Linked DNA regions of Homo sapiens: region 1 is linked to region 2. The links are chromatin contacts, found by Hi-C or POLR2A ChIA-PET in ENCODE. All regions are on one chromosome and are shown on one strand. Each heading gives the region's core, a stretch centred on a gene start or an enhancer-like site at or near the end of the contact. The rest is flanking DNA. Distances are from core to core; before and after follow the strand shown. Region 1 has its middle 25 kb from the start of LINC01483. Region 2 overlaps MAP2K6 (mitogen-activated protein kinase kinase 6).

Region 1 (2,700 bases), core at 136-2,635, 43 kb after region 2:
TTTATATTATGTGATACTATATTATAATGTATTAAATATATAATATACTATTTAATAATCATAATCATATATATTATTTAACATAATATATTAACATATGCTTAATATTTAATATATTAGACTAGTTATATAAATAATATATGATATAACTATATTACATATAGAATATATTATTTATATACTTCATATATAATATATAACGACATAAATATATAGATATATATTAATATATACTTCATATATAATGTATTATATGTGAGCTATTATATATAATATATAACAATATATAATATAGTAATAAACTTCGGAGAAAAGAAATATTCTACATTGTGGAAGTTTATATTATATATGATATATACTATATAAGATATATATTATATTATTATATAATATAATGCATATGAGGTATTATATAGACTTCATATATGTTATATATGAAGTATGTTAATATATAACACCTTAATAATTATACTTTATAACATTTTGGCTAATCCAAAGGCAATTTATTTCAAAACTTAGAGTTTACTAACTTAAGTGGAAGTGGAGGAGAGTAAATTTTGACAGAAAATGGAACAGCAAAAAGTTCTTTTCAAATGTTTGATTATTGTTTCATAGTATATAATTGTAGTTCCTTACAATATTAGTTTATCTGTTTCATATTTCTTGGAAAAAACCCTTTAATGTTAAGGCTCCTATGTAGGAATTCTTTGATGAGCGCGGAAAAGCTGGAGTGAAGGGGTTGATAAATGTTTAAATTAACAAACTTGATTTTAAACTATCCAATAAATATTTCTCTTAAAAAGTTAGGCATATTTTGATCAGTTTGGTTCCTGTTTTATTTTTTTCCTTTCTTGATCCGCTTCTCAGCTGTGGCTGCGATCTCTGGCATCTCCACAGCATTGATGAAAAAACCCTTTTAAAATGACTGTATCTTGTGTCTTGTGTGGTCTTCTCTCTTCTCTCTCAATTTAAAGTATTAAAATTGTTTAACATCTTTCTAGGAAGCAGGTAACACAATGGTAAGTTTACAATCTTCCTCCTGTCCCTTTGTATACAGGGGTCAATTTATGTTGGTAATATGGTGAATGATCAAGCTCCAATATTAAACTTTGGAGACAAGTAATATCCTACCTTGTGGAAGTTTGAATTAAAAGATCTCTTTCAAGTGCAGTTGAGAATTTAGCCATAACTCTATCATTCAGAGATAAATTAAAATTCAGTGTGCTAGTGTATGTGCATGTTTTACATCAAAGGCAATGGTACCAAGAATGCATACTTAACCTTCCGCCGTGAGGAGTTTGAATTGGAAAATTTTAATCCAGGTTATAAATCACTTGAGAGACATTTAAAATAGCCACAAGGGGGCAGCAAAACACACAGGATTCCCTGAATCCACTGACGCAGGAACATTTCGCTGTGTCTTACGAAGGCAAACGAAAGAACGAATTAAAGTACCTGGCGTTTGAGCCGTCTTCAAACACTGGCATTTCTAGTACCAATACAGTGAAGCCGGCAGGGGAGACGCTATACTTCCTAACTGAATAATATATGAGACACCAACTTTCTAAGTATTTCTTTTCTTTTTCTTCTTTTTTTTTTTTTTTGAGATGGAGTCTCGCTCCCTCACCCAGGCTGGAGTGCAGTGGCGCGATCTCAGCTCACTGCAAGCTCCGCCTCCCGGGTTCAAGCGATTCGCCTGCCTCAGCCTCCGGAGTAGCTGGGATTACGGGCACCCGCCATCACGCCTAGCTAATTTTTGTATTTTTAGTAGAGTCGTGGGGAGGGTTCACCATGTTGGTCAGGCTGCTCTCGAACTCCTGACCTCAGGTGATCCATCCGCCTCGGCCTCCCAAAGTGCTGGGATTACAGGCCTGAGCCACGTGCCCGGCCCCTTTCTAAGTATTTCTTATGAAGGGCTACTGTGATTTGCACCCAGGGAGGGCGAAAACCTGTCAGTGGCTCATGATACTTACCAGTGGAGCAGATTGTAAATTCCTCTTCCTCCTTCTCCTATAAAGATTTCTCTGTATTCCAGGGGCAAATAACAATAGGTAAAGTATCAGTTAGATTTAACTTTTAAAAATAAGAAACAGACCCTCTTGCAGAAGCAGTAAATACTTATGAATCACTTATCAATTATCAGGCACTGTTCCACAGGGAAGAGTCCAGGGTACTGGTCGAACCTGGATTTTATTGTCAGGCTTTCTTGGTGTGAAACTGTACAAGCTCGGGCAGATTTCTTCGCCTTTAGATGTCTTAGTTTCTTCACTTGTAAGATGAGGCTAATTCTATAGGTTGCTTTAAAGATTAAGTAAAATAATATATGCCAGCTCAGTGGCTGACATATGATAAGAATTGAATTAACAGTTATAAAATTACTATCATACATGAGTGGCATGTGGTATTACTCAGTATTGTTTCTTGGTAACTAAATGATTATATGTAATTTCATTTAATTCTTACAACTAGTGTGAGAGACCAGTTTTATTTCTCTCCATTTTTATAGGTGAGAAGTTGAGGTTCAAAAGGACTGATTGCCTAATATAAATAAAACGGAAAAGCTAGGATTTGAACCTATCGTTTTTCTGACTCCCAGACTCAGGTACTTTCAACCACACCTGTGTAGGTAGGCTACCATCATATTTTTCCCCCTCTTCCTGGTAACTCCTAAAGTCACCTGAAGTCACCTAATAGATCTTG
Region 2 (2,700 bases), core at 167-2,666:
GATGGGCAAAGTAGCTTTATAATGTATACCCTGTTTCTTCTTAAGGCAAATTTTAAATTTGTTATGAAAGGAACTTGATCCATTACTGTGTCCAAGAAAAGACAAACACAGAAGAAGGGAAACCCCACGGAGGCATTGATATTTGTTGTAGTTAACCGGGTCTTCTTGGCCTTGGTGGCATGTTAACAGCTTATAACAACTCACTTGGCAGCTGGTGCTACCCCCATCCCCAGAGACTATTGAGCTAAGAACGTTATCTCAATTGTCTTCCCAGTTTCTCAGTTGTCTGTCTTCTTTCCAGCCTGAAAGAATAAACCCAGAGCTCAACCAGAAGGGATACAGTGTGAAGTCTGACATTTGGAGTCTGGGCATCACGATGGTAGTGTATGCCAATCATCATGAACTATGAGGTTGTGGGTAATGAAACTAGAATGAGGTGGACGTTGGGTTCAAGAAACAAATGCCCTAAATGCTGGTTTGGGGCGCCCTCTCCTGCTGAGCTGGTAGGAGATTTTGAGTAATAATTGTTTGTATTGTGGTACAATAAAAACACTGATATGGGATTGGGGAAACCAATCTTTCTCTTGATTCCACCTCTGACGAGCTGTATGCCTTTTTGAGTAATTGTTACAGTCACATGGACTATCTTCCTATCCTCCTCTGTAAAACGAGAGGATCTGACCAGATTCCTTATAGTTTAAAATTAAATTATTCGAGCCAAGGCAAGAAGCTTAAGCTGTGCAAAGAATGCTAATGTGCGTGAACCCTGATAGGGCCGTGTTATCCAGGACATAGACTATGCTTCCCAGGATATTTTTATTGGAGAAGTAGAAGTCAAAGTCTGATCAGGTCAGTGTATTAGTTCGTTTTCACACTGCTGATAAAAGCATCCCCAAGACTGAGTAATTTAAAAGAAAAAGAGGTTTAATGGACTCACAGTTCCATGCAGCTGGGGAGGCCTCACGATCATGGCGGAAGGTGAAAGGCACATCTTATATGGCGGCAGACAAGAGAGAATGAGATGAGACAGCCAAGTGAAAAGGGAGATGCTTCATAAAACCATCAGATCTCGTGAGACTTTTTCACTACCATGAGAACCATAGAACAGTATGGGGGAACCACCCCCATGATTCAATTGTTTCCCACTGGGTCCCTCCCACAACATGTAGGAATTATGGGAGCTACAATTCAAGATGAGATTTGGGTGGGGACACAGCCCAACCGTATCAGTCAGGTATATCCTCAATACATGATAACCAATAGGATGATTTCCTTAGACACAGCCCTAAAGTTATATGATTTATTCATAACTTATTCATAACTTTGGTGATTGTAAATTTCATAACTTTGGTGGTCATACATTTTCAGTGGATCACCAAGGTCTGGAATTATCCACTGTGGTCCTGGCTCCTCCCCAGGCACAGCAGCTGAATAAATCCCATGAGTTATTTCTCCTGCCTGCCCAGAAAGCACATGATCCTGTAATGCAAAGTGGCCTTTTCTCAAGTCCAAAAAAAGATCTGTCATTTGGTTCTAGGTTGCTTTTTCTCCCTGTCATTTCACCAAGGGACCTGAAGGTGGCAGTAGATGCTCGGCTCTGGAAAGATCTTAGGCTGGGAATTACTTGTCAGACCAAACGTTTGAAATCCTCGTAGCTTTACATCCTGAAGTTTAATACGGTTGGCTTACAATTTTTATGAAGTGCCACAGTGGGTTTTAGTGAGGGTCCCCATTTTAGATAGGCTTAAGTGGCTGTGTCTAGTAAGTAATATTTAAAAATCCCTAGCACTAGGAATTTGGGGAAAATTGCTAGAGAACAAATTATTAGTTTATTTCCTGCCCCCCTACCCCTGGACTTATACTTGAACTTTGCCTTGTGTTTCCTGCTGTCTATCCACAAATGAAACGTGGGTGATTCCCTAAAGCAGCCCTGTTGAAACTGTTGTCTCCTTTTTTCTTCTTTTCTCCAGATTGAGTTGGCCATCCTTCGATTTCCCTATGATTCATGGGGAACTCCATTTCAGCAGCTCAAACAGGTGGTAGAGGAGCCATCGCCACAACTCCCAGCAGACAAGTTCTCTGCAGAGTTTGTTGACTTTACCTCACAGTGGTAAGACAGCCTCACCTCCCAAGTGTCAGTGTGAAAGAAGAAGATGAGTTCTCATGAATTTCTTCCATCGGGGTTGAATCCATCATGCATACATTCATTCCGAAAGCATTTGTGGAGTATGCCCTCTCTGCTGGAGAAGCAAAGATGACCGTATCACACTCCCTGCCCTCACTGAGCCCAAAGTCAAGTAGAGAAGTCTCATAAATGAATAATTATAGTATAATGTGGCAAGTCCAGTGATAGAGATAGGGGCATAGGCGATTTAAGGAACTCAGAGGGAAGACCTCAGGATAGGCTTTTCTGGAGGAGATAAATCTGGAGCTGCGATCACGAGAGGAATTTTCCAGACAAAAGGGAAATAGGAAAGGAAACATATTCCAAACAGAAGGAACATCATTCACAATGTCACGAAAGCAAGAAACTCCTTTATGTGAGCTTTAAGCAATTTGATGTTGATTAAAGCATAAAGAGAAAGCTGATAGGACCCACTAGAGGCCTGGGGATAGGAAGTAGAGGCAAAGAATTACTTTCGGTGAGAAGATAGTGGGTAGTTTGAGAGTGTTTCTTAGGTCCCCAGAAGTCTTGTAGAA

The links. A loop is a pair of places that touch in the nucleus more often than their neighbours do. ChIA-PET counts read pairs that join two places held with the same protein, here RNA polymerase II (POLR2A). Pooled maps may share reads with other maps.
Region 1: a loop to region 2 is called in a map of gastrocnemius medialis, with 2.4 times the contacts of the local background. The contact joins two enhancer-like sites. A Hi-C loop is called at or near these places in 8 of 168 maps with a recorded cell type or tissue (Caco-2, HCT116, IMR-90 and 5 more) and 15 of 50 pooled maps. POLR2A ChIA-PET finds 5 or more read pairs at or near these places in 6 of 52 experiments (GM12878, HEK293T, OCI-LY7 and 3 more).

What each region holds. Positions count from the first base shown.
Region 1 is chr17:69,567,851-69,570,550 of GRCh38, forward strand. No RefSeq gene overlaps it. Among named protein-coding and RNA genes, the nearest start is that of LINC01483, 25 kb to the right of the region's middle. RefSeq lists an enhancer at 1,246-1,747. Within about 2 kb of position 1,386, at least 10 of the 41 ENCODE cell types and tissues checked have a DNase peak (open chromatin) inside an H3K27ac peak, as active enhancers do; they include gastrocnemius medialis, where a contact is called at or near this core.
Region 2 is chr17:69,524,600-69,527,299 of GRCh38, forward strand. MAP2K6 (mitogen-activated protein kinase kinase 6) reads left to right here. Exons shown (of 12, transcript NM_002758.4): 9 at 302-379; 10 at 1,971-2,110. Among named protein-coding and RNA genes, the nearest start is that of MAP2K6-AS1, 40 kb to the left of the region's middle. Within about 2 kb of position 1,417, at least 2 of the 41 ENCODE cell types and tissues checked have a DNase peak (open chromatin) inside an H3K27ac peak, as active enhancers do; they include gastrocnemius medialis, where a contact is called at or near this core.